2 separate regions of the Homo sapiens genome follow, and region 2 is linked to region 1. Evidence: read pairs that join two places in POLR2A ChIA-PET (ENCODE). Cell type or tissue: B cell. All regions are shown on one strand. Links, peaks and the distances in the headings refer to the core of each region. The heading gives the core; the rest is flanking DNA. Region 1 overlaps LOC105371376 (a long non-coding RNA gene). Region 2 has its middle 55 kb from the start of COTL1.

Region 1 (6,613 bases), core at 1-4,000:
TAACCAGTTCACCAGAACACCAGAAGCCGCCCCCAGGGCTGCAAGCTGACCATGCCTGGGACACAGGAGGTTGCAGTGGTGAAGATCAACAGGCGGGGCGAGGAGCATCTCCGTCTCCCTCTGAAGACCATTTGGAAGAGGGTGTGAGAGCTGCCGCCAGGCTTTCCCAGAGAACAGCTGGGCCTGGAAGGGGCGGTCCAGGTCCCATAATAACTGCTACCTGCTGCTGCAGCAATTTTCCCTGCTGGGTGTTTCCAAGTCCGAGTCTCCTGGGGGAGGAGGCTGGGAGGAGGAGGAGGAGGAGGGCTGATTCTCTAAACTCCCCCTGCTTCTCACCAAAGGTCTGTCCTTGGCCCAGCTTCCCTTCCGAAGGTTGAGTAATCTCAAAAAATTGCAGCCTGGCATGAAAGAGCAGGCCTGCAGGCCAAGCCAGATCACGTCCGCACGCGGGATGCTTGGCCCACATGCTCCTGTACACTTGTAACTGTTAAACCAGAGGACAAGAAGCAACAGATGTCCTCAGATCACCAAACCAGCAAATGCGCAGAGCCATGGTGGGCGTCTGGCCCCAGTGCTTGGGTGGCCCCTAACATCAGATTAAGGAAAAAAGACCTCTCCTCAGCTGGAACGTCCCACTTCCTCCTCCCTCCTCCTCACCAGTATTTTTCTCTCTGCTTTGCCTGGATTGGAGTCCTGACCTGGCTACTCCCAGCTGTGTGAACTGGGCCAGCAACTTAGCTCCGTTGTGCCTCAGTTTCTCCATCTCTAAATGAAGCGCTTATTCCTCTCTCATGGAGCCGTCGTGAGAATTACGTGAATGAATACAGGCTGACTACTTTGAACAGTGCCTGGTACGTAAAGCCCTGTACACTGTAGCTTTTGCTGATGGTGGTAGACACTCTGCTATTTAGAGAGGTGTTCTTTCTCTCGAGGCTTTGATTCCTGCTAAAACAGAAATCATTTGGAAATGGACACTTTTTCTGCCATTTAGAGAGGTATTCTTTGTCTTGAGCCTTTGATTCCTGTTAAAATAGAAATGATTCAAAAATGAATACCTTTTCGTAGTCATTTATACCATAGCGTTCATCAGGTTCAGGCACTTTTTAGAGATCATGTTTGATTGGAATGAAAGGAAGACACCAGCCCCCCAGACAGAGTGATGGAGAAGGAGGGAGGGAAACAGGTAGGAGGCTTCCTGTGCATCACAGTTTTGCCTGAGCTGACTCTTGTCGTGGGGTCTGTTGGGTCAGAATTACTCTCAAACAGAATGGTCACTGAGGTCCCCAGCCAGGCTGGCATTGCCCACAACCTGTTCCTCCAAGGCACGCTGGACCTGATTGCATGTCTCTCTGACAACTATAGAAATGAAGTGGCTCAGGGACTTAGGATTTCAAGGTTGCAAACCTGGCTGGACCCCAGGCTCAGCAGGTAACCCTGTGTGAGCCTCGTTTCCTTTGGACCCGTCAAATCTCTCATATATAAAACAAAGCAACTCAGATCAAAGCCCTCCCAGCATTGTTGCCGCAGGAAGGGCACACACGCAGCTGCTTGCAACTTGCTGGTTACTTGCTGCCACTGCCAGTCACACACACACATCTCTGTATCCTGGAAACTTTTCTGTTTTGCTCTGAGATAGTAAGTTACGTACAACTCTGGGCCTCAGTTTCCTCATCTGCAAAATGAGAGTTAATCTATTTGCCAGCAAATACTTATTGAGTGTCTGCCATGTGCTAGGTACTATTTTAGGTGCTGACAACACAGCATTAATAGTGCAGATTAGAAAATTATGTTCCTCATGGTGCTGACCTTCTAAAGGAGGAATAATAATAGCATTCCTCTCCTAGGGTTAGTTTAAGGATTAAATGAGATAGAGCAGGAAAAGCATTTAACATGGTGCCTAGTACATTCTAAGTGCTTAATACGCTGCTGATTGCTAGTAATTTACCCAGCTCCCTTCTCCCATGGCTCTGCTACTCAGGATGGGGGACAGTTAACATGCATGCCTTCACTCTCCATCCCATGCCCATGGAAGCCATTGTTAGTTGATCACAGCAGACCCCAAGCTCAGAGGTCCCCATGGGATTCTAGGAGCAGAGCAGCAGGCAGCAATAACAGACACATCCTCTCAGAACTCACAGTCACCCTCTTCAACGTCACCTCCTGCATCACCTTCCCTGACAAGCTGCCTGTCCCACACAACTCTGGAGGCTGGGACCCCTTAGGTCCTGTCTGCAGAGTTCAAGCTGGAAGTCCAGGCCAGGCCTACCTCTCCTTAGGGAAATAGCAAGTGCACGGTCAGTTCCTCGTCAGCTGAGCAGCTGCTCTGACACTGACCTGGTGACAGGAAGTGGCTTCTTGCTCGGCTGCCTCTGGAGTGGATCTGGCTGTGTTCTCACCAGGGCTCCTAAAGTCTTGAATCCTGTTCTCTCCTTTATTTAAGAAAAATGGGGGCCAGGCACAGTGGCTCATGCCTGTAATCCCAACACTTTGGGAGGCCAAGGTGGGCAGATCACGGGGCCAGGAGTTCGAGACCAGCCTGACCAACACGGTGAAACCCTGTCTCTACTAAAAATACAAAAATAAAAATAAAATAAAATTAGCTGGGCGTGGTGGTGCATGCCTGTAATCCCAGCTACTCGGGAGGCAGGGGTTGCAGTGAGCCGAGATCGTACCACTGCACTCCAGCCTGGGCAAAAGAAAAATGGGGCCTAGCGTGATGTCTCACACCTGTAATCCCACACTTTGGGAGGCCGCGGCAGGCAGATCGCCTGAGGTCAGGAGTTGGAGACCAGTCTGGCCAACACGGTGAAACCCCGTCTCTATTAAAAATACAAAAATTAGCTGGGCATGGTGGTGGGTGCCTATAATCCCAACTACTTGGGAGGCTGAGGCAGGAGAATCGCTTGAGCCCTGGAGGTGGCGGTTACAGTGAGCTGAGATTGCGCCATTGCACTCCAGCCTGGGTGACAAGAGCGAAACTCCATCTCAAAAGAAAGAAAGAAAGAAAAATGGGTTGTTTCTAGGCGAGGCAAACAGTCCTGGCTGAAAGGGCTGAGTGGAACCCTGGCCCTGCGTCTGAAGTGGGAGAGGCAGGCGCATGAACATGCAATTGCAGTATCGTGAGATATAGGAAGGCAGAGGCTGGCCTTTGGCCATGGGAACCCAAGCGAAGGAGGACTGCAGGGCCCTGGGAGCCTGCTTCACACAGCAGGTGCCCATCCTCGACTGCCATCTCTGCCATCTGTAGCCAGACCCTTTAACTGGCCATCCAGGACCTTCTCTCACGCTGCAGGAACTGGCTCAGTAGGGCTCTCTTCTCTCTAGATCTTGCATCATTTTGGTGTTGCTGGTTGCATTAATTCAGTCATTCATTCAGTACAGCATGCTGGTGTAAAGATGGTCTGAGATCGACCCTTGCTTCTGCCGCTTGCCAGCTGTGTGAGCTTGGGCAAGTTACAAAGCCTCTCTGTGCCTCCCTTTCCTCCTCTGTGAGGTAAGGGTTACAATAGGGCCTACCTCAAGTGTTGCAGGGAGGATTTAGCAAGTTATGACATAGATCTCAGCACGGTGACTGAGGTGCCATAAACAAGTGACTGATACAGGCTTGCTGCTGCTGTCAGTCACACACACATCTCTGCCTCCTGGAGACTTTTCTGTTTTGCTCTGGGGATGGTAAATTCTACTAACTTTAAAAAGAAACCCTACACTTTCCTGGAATCCCTGGGATAAGGTGAATTTACTCATGATGTATAAACATTGAGGAGAGTTGTTGGAATGGTATTTGAAAGTGTAAGTGGGGGATCACCCTGCAGATGAGGGAGAGAAGGGATCCAGGTGAAGGGAAGAGCATGTGCAAAGGCCTGGAAGAACGAAGCAACATTCTGAGCCCATGAAGAGCCCAGACTGTCTGGACCACAATATGCTTGCAGGGAATGGTGGGAAATGGGGCGGAAGCAGCAGACCTTGGATTCCATGAGAGCAGAAACCACTCAGCACTGAGTTGGGTGTCTGGATGGGGTGATTAAAGTAGCTATATTTTATTGTATTTTTGTATTAGTCTGTTATCATGCTGCTGATAAAGACATATCTGAGATTGGGTAATTAATAAAGAAAATGAGGTTTAATAGACTCACACTTCCCTGTGGCTGGGGAGGCCTCACGATCACAGTGGAAGGCAAGGAGGAGCAAAGGCACATCTTACATGGTGGCAGGTAAAGAGAGAATGAGAGTCAAGCGAAAGGGGTTTCCCCTTATAAAAACCATCAGATCTTGTGAGATTTATTCACTACCATGAGAACAGTATGGGGGAAACTGCCCCCATGATTCAATTATCTCCCACCAGGTCCCTCCCACAACGTGTGAGAATTATGCGAGCTATGATTCAAGATGGGATTTGGGTGGGGACACAGCTAAACCATATCAATTTTTATTTTTATTTTTTTTTGAGACAGAGTTGCTCTCTGTCCCCCAGGCTGGAGTGCAATGGTATGATCAGAGCTCACTACAGTCTCGACCTCCCTGGCTTAAGTGATCCTCCCACCTCAGCCTCCCGAGTAGCTGGGACTACAAGTGCACACCACCACACCTGGCTAATTTTTAATTTTAACTTTAATTTTATTTTTTAAATTGTTATTTTAGGTTTGGGGGTACATGTGAAGGTTTGTTACACAGGCAAACACATGTCACAGGGGTTTGTTATACATATTTCATCACCCAGGTATTAAGCCCAGTACCCAATAGTTATCTTTTCTGCTCTCTCCCTCCGCCCAACGTCCCCTAATTTTTTAATTTCTTGCAGAGAAGAGGTCTCGCCATGTTGCCCAGGTTGGTCTCAAACTCCTGGGCTCAAGTGATCCTCCTGCCTCAGCCTCCCAAAGTGCTGGGATTACAGATATGAGCCACTACAACCAGCCAGTAGCTGTATTTTAAACTCCACAAGTAGATTGTAAACTTTGTAAAGATGAAACTCACATATTCTAACTCTTTGTCACATTCAATATACATTTGTTGTCTGCTTAAAAATCTCAGCAGCTGAGAGGCTCCTTTTTCTTATCACTTGCAAGCCACAAGCAGAGGATGCTGTCCAGGCCTCACCCACATCCCTAGTTCTGGACCCCTGCACCCATCTCCTGCCTGCTGGGACTTTCCAGCCCCTTGGGTAGGAGAATACTGAAAGTGCCTGAAAGCTTCCAGCCTCGCTCCCTGGTTGCCGAGGGCAGCGTGCAGCCGTGACTGGCCATCAGCAGGGTATAAAGGTCTGGCTCCCTTGCCTCAAGGTAGAGAGGTCAAGCGTGTGGCCCTAGCCATGCTCCACAGCTCCCTGGGGATCAGGCTGAGGCCAGGATCCTGCAGCGACGCGTCTGTGCCAGGCTTTCTCCCTGCCTTGTCATGCCCTATTTCCCTCTTCTCCCTATACATGTCTCCTGAGAGCCCCTCCTCAATAAACCACTGCACAGGAATCCATATCTCAGGTCCCGCTTCTTAGAAACCTGGCCTGGCAGGACACGGTGGCTCATGCCTGCAAGCCCAGCGCTTTGGGAAGCCCTGGCAGATGGATCGCTTTGGCCTAGGAGTTGGAGACCAGCCTGGGCAACATGGTGAAACCCCATCTCTACAAAAAATATAAAAATTAGCCAGGCGAGGTGGCATGTGCCTGCAGTCCCAGCTACTCAGGAGGCTGAGGTGGGAGGATCACTTGAGGTCAAGGCTGCAGTGAGCAGTGGCTGCATCACTGCACTATAGCTTGGGCCACAGAGTGAGAATCTGTCTCAGAAAAAAAGAAAAGAGGAGAGGAGAGGAGAAGAGAGGAGGGGAAAAGAAAGGGAAAAGAAAAGAAGAGAAGAGAGGAGAGGAGAGGAGAGGAAAGAAGAGAAGAAAAGAAAAGGAAAGGAAGAGAAAGCTGACTTAGGATGCCACAAATGAGTGACTGAATGAGTAGGCGGGGCTGGGGCTGACAGTGACTGGTTCTGTCTTCCTTCCCGCAGAGCGGTGACCCCTGCTCCCACCAATCCAGTTTTCCTTAGTCTAGGCTCCCCCTAAAGCCGCCCCTGAAGTTGGGCCTCAAGTTTGAGTAGTTAATTTGGAAAGTGCCGGAAGCACTGATTGGGAGGGGAAGTGAGACAGGGGAGAGAATGGATCCTAAAGGCATGATAAAGCGTGTCACTGATGAGGGTAACAGGGGCCTCATACCATAGAGAAGAGCCATCCCACCCAGGGGGGCGTCGGGGTACTCACACATCCATCCTGGCAGTATTGGCTGACAGCTGCTCACAGGTATTAATTAGCCCCCACTTGCAACCTGCTGGATAATTGGGAGAGCGATCTTCCGTGATTTTGGGGAAAAGCCCTCAGGCCCAGAGTCGCAGATACTGGCAGCCAAAGATTAAAGCCTAAGGGGTATGGATCAACAGCTGCACCTCCCTTTAGGGAGCTCTTTCTCCTCAATGCCTTTCCAGAAGTTTCTGTTGCAGCTGCTAATCTCTGTTGAAGCTGTCCATCTGAGAACCCCTCATAACACACCCCCATGGGCACATGGCCAGGTCCAGCCAATCATAGGCGCCTATTCCTTGGCTACAGTGATTGGCCCAAAGAATGGACATGTAGTCCCAGCAGG
Region 2 (4,040 bases), core at 41-4,040, 79 kb after region 1:
AGCACACCAGACCCTGTGGGAGCCCAGAATCAGGGCAGAGGAGTTTCAGACACAGACAGCGGGGCTTGGAGGAGCTGAGTGTGGGGCAGGGAGAGTGCGGAGAGAGGGCAGAAGCCGAAATCAGGGCAGGAAGGAATCCTACAAGGTATGGGCAAGGCCCTGATCATGCTGCCCAGGGTGGCAGGGGGCCATAGGTCACCACCCTCCCCAGCCCCAGCCCGCCCCAGCCACGTCTGGGTTCTAATTTCTGCTCATCTGTTCACAGCTGTGTGGATTTAGGCAATTTAGTTAACCTCTCAGCCTCGGTTTCCTCATCTGCAAAATAGACAACATTGCCTACGTGTAGAAAGGCTTAAGGAGCAGCGAGGATTGTGCAGGCAAAGGGCGCCTGTCAGGGTGCAGTGTTCTTATCTCACGCCTGCCACTGGTCTTGTTAGCTCTGTGGGCTTCCGTCTTTTCCTATACCCAGAGCTGAGGGAGCTAAACTAGGTCCGTTCCCAGTGCACGGGTTTTAGCTCCGTTCAGAACATGGGCTCAGTAGGTGCATGACTTCATGTCACTCATGCACTGCGTCCCGCAAGCCTTCCATCCTCTCCTGGAATCTCCTGGTCGGCCAAGCCCTCCTCCAGGCCCACTGCCCACCCCACTCCCTGCCCCAAAGCAGACTAGAAAGAATGAGCAGCTCTCAAATCTGCCCCTAGGCCTGTGGTCTCATCCCTGGCTGTGAATTAGGATCACTGGGAGCTTTGAAAATACAGATGAGGCCTCTATCCCAGACTAGTGAGTGAAATTGGAGTGCCAGACTCAACGAACGCCAGCTTTTCCTTTCCAGACAGCTGCAGAAGTGGCCCTGATCCCGGGCAGGAGGGGCTGGAAGGGAGGCCTGCCTCTCCCTCTGTGGGTTCCTCTCGTGAGTGGAATCTTGTTTGTTTTCATTTTGTTAGTTTTGAGACAGGGTCTCACTCTGCCACCCAGGCTGGAGTGCAGCGGCACAATCACAGCTCACTGCAGTCTCCATCTCCTGGGCTCAATCGATCCTTCTGCCTCAGCCTCCTGAGTAGCTGGGACTACAGGTGTGCACCACCATGCCCAGCTAAGTTTTGTATTTTTTTAGATAGGAGGTCTCCCTATGCTGCCCAGGCTGGTCTCAAACTCCTGGACTTGAGCGATCCTCCCACCTCAACCTCTCAGAGTGTAGGGCTTACAGGCGTGAGCCACTGCACCCAGCCATGACTGGAATCTTGAAGGGCAAGTGCAGACAGGTTTATTGAGCACCTACTATGTGCCAGGCACTGGCCTAGGTATGGGGATTTGATGATGAACAAACTCAGACAGCCCCCACCCTCAAGGAGGCTGAGTCTAGCAGGGATGATGGATATTAATCAGCTTGTCCCACCAGAGGGTGTGTGTTTCCAGATGAGGATAAGTCTCCTTCAGAGAAAAAAGCCCAGGTTCCATGAGAGCTCACAAGGGCCCTGGATCTGGCTAGGGTATGGGGGAGGGCTTCCCTAAGGAGGTGGTACCTGAGCTGAGAACGCGGGGAAAGGAGGGGAGGAACAGGAAAGCGTGGACATAAGCTCCATGGAATGTTTGCCCACGGGTGAGCCAGGGTCTGAAGCAGCTTGTTCGTGTGTCAAGGAGCTTGGCTTTAACTTGAAAACTGCAGCTTGGGCCTTTGCTGGGGATCCCAAGGGATCATGAGACCACTGAAGGCAGAGAAACCTTGCCTTTTTTTTTTTTTTCTGAGACAGAGTCTTGCTCGGTCACCCAGGCTGGAGTGCAATGGCGCTATGTCGGCCCACTGCAACCTCCGCCTCCTGGGTTGCAGCGATTCTCCTGCCTCAGCCTCCCCAGTAGCTGGGGTTACAGGTGCCCGCCACCATGCCCAGCGAATTTTTGTGTTTTTAGTAGAGACAGGGTTTCACCATGTTGGCCAGGCTGGTGTCTAACTCCTGACCTTGTGATCCACCCACCTCGGCCTCCCAAAGTGCTGGGATTACAGGCGTGAACCACCACACTCAGCCCTATTTCTCAGCTGTGCCAGGTGTTTATACCCCAGAGGTTATCTGGGGCTGGTGAGGGAGTCCAGGCCCAGGGTGCGGCCCTGGCTGGGGGAAAGTTCCCGTGCAGCTCCTGCCCTGAGGATGGGCTGCCCTCGTTGAAATCTTTCTGTTCCCCATTTCTTAGTGAACCATAAAAGAGAGAAACAAGAAGCAGAAAATGTGCATAGTCCAAGTGATGTAGAAAGAATTTTTTGAAAGAACCAGAAACGGCCGCGGCCACCAGATGACTCAGTAAGAGACAGTAGGCAGCACAGCCGTGGCTCAGAGCTCAGCCTTGGGCTCAGGTTTGAGTCCGAGGTCCGTGGTTCACCCGCCAGATGACCTTGGCCAGTAGTGTCACCTCTCTGAGCCTCAGTTTCCCCCTCTAAAGATCACAGCACTTCCCTCATGCATTTATTACAAGGACTAAGTGAGCTGAGCCTTGCCAGGTGCTTAGCGTGATGTGATCTGTTAGATTCCGATGGGGACTCTGCACAGTCCTGGGGGACCATCCTCGTTTGGAGCAAGGGCTGTGGCCATGAACAGCTCAGGCCTAACCCCGAGGCAGTGACAGAGCCGTCTGATCCTTCTACCCCTGCTTGTCAGTGTCGCCGCCCGTGGGCTGCTGCTACGAATCTAGGGCTTGGCTGGCATCACTTTGGGTACACAAATGTCTCCACCTGGGCAGGGTCTGGGAGGGAGCAAAAGACATGGCTCTTCGATCCCTGTTGGGAAGGTGGGGCTGGGACTGGGAGCCAGCACAGTGTGAGGGGAACGGTTGGAACCCGAGTTCCCCGCCTACAGGCCGTGTGACCTTAGGCAGGATGCTTGCCTCCTCTGAAGAGTTCCCAAGGTAAGTCACACAGCTATACGAGGTTCAGCCGGGCAGGGATGTACCAGTCTCTTGCAAGGGGGGTCACCAAACGTTTGTGAAGAGAAATACAGCCTACCACACACACCTAGGAAACAGCTGAGCCAGGATTTGAACCCAGGCAGTGCCGGGTTCAAGCATCTTTTCATGAGGTCATGCTGTAGGATTTCACAGAAGTGAATGAATGAGTGAGCCCTAACATTCTGTGCAATGGAAAGAGACTGGCTAGTCTGCCGGGGTCCTCAGCTGCCTCATGGACCAGGACAACAGCACTCCCCAGCACTCCCTCAGCAGGTGCTCCCTGCAGGCTGGAGGAAGGATGGAGCAGGAATTTCAGTAATCCAGGTTGCTATCCAAAGAGGAAGAAGGACCAGGCGGCCAAACTTCACCATGGCCAGGTGTCCCAACAGCATAAAAACAAAAGCTAGCCAGGCGCAGTGCGCACACCTGTAGTCCTAGGTATTTGAGGCTCAGGCAGGAGACACCTTGAGCCCAGGAGTTCTGGTCTGCGGTGCACTGTGCTGACCAGGTGGCATCAATACAGTGAGACTTCCTGGGAGCGAGAGAAGCTTGGGTTGCTTTCAGCTCCGAGATTCCTCCCAGCCTGACAGATGAGGCACCTGCAACATTCCATTTTTGTTTGAATGTAAATGAATTCCTTTTTTTTTTCTTTTCTTTTCTTTTTTTTTTTTTTTTGAAGCAGAGTCTCCCTCTGTTGCCCAGGCAGGAATGCAGTGGCACGATCTCTGCCTCCCAGGTTCAAGCGATTCTCCTGCCTCAGCCTCCCAAGTAGCTGGGATTATAAGCACCCACCACCATGCCCAGCTAATTTGTGTGTGTGTTTTGTTTTGTTTTGTTTTGTTTTGTTTTTTGCAACGGAGTCTCACTCTGTCGCCCAGGCTGGAGTGCAGTGGTGTGATCTCGCCTCACGGCAACCTCCGCCTCCCGGGTTCAAGCAATTCTCCTGCCTCAGCCTCCTGAGTAGCTGGGATTACAGGTGTGCACCACCACGCCTGGCTAATTTTTGTGTTTTTGGTAGAGATGGGGTTTCACCATGCTGGCCAGGTTGGTCTCAAACTCCTGACCTCAGGTGATCTGCCCACCTCGGCCTCCCAAAGTGCTGGGAT

What was found. Peaks named below come from ENCODE experiments on the same cell type or tissue, not always from the same donor. Only the 100,000 strongest peaks of a DNase experiment are listed, where the experiment ranks them.
Region 2: POLR2A ChIA-PET joins it to region 1 with 5 read pairs; 5 of 35 experiments call an interaction of 5 or more read pairs at or near these places.

What each region holds. Positions count from the first base shown.
Region 1 is chr16:84,637,088-84,643,700 of GRCh38, reverse strand. LOC105371376 (a long non-coding RNA gene) reads left to right here. Exons shown (of 4, transcript XR_933817.2): 4 at 1-1,052. Among named protein-coding and RNA genes, the nearest start is that of KLHL36, 8.1 kb to the left of the region's middle. RefSeq lists an enhancer at 2,210-2,768. In B cell, for the core only: no CTCF peak of the experiment used is centred there; a DNase peak (open chromatin) is centred at 2,330; H3K4me3 peaks cover 913 bases; H3K27ac peaks cover 2,522 bases.
Region 2 is chr16:84,560,770-84,564,809 of GRCh38, reverse strand. No RefSeq gene overlaps it. Among named protein-coding and RNA genes, the nearest start is that of COTL1, 55 kb to the left of the region's middle. RefSeq lists enhancers at 2,054-2,821, 2,822-3,589. In B cell, for the core only: no CTCF peak of the experiment used is centred there; DNase peaks (open chromatin) are centred at 1,769 and 2,179; H3K27ac peaks cover 1,875 bases.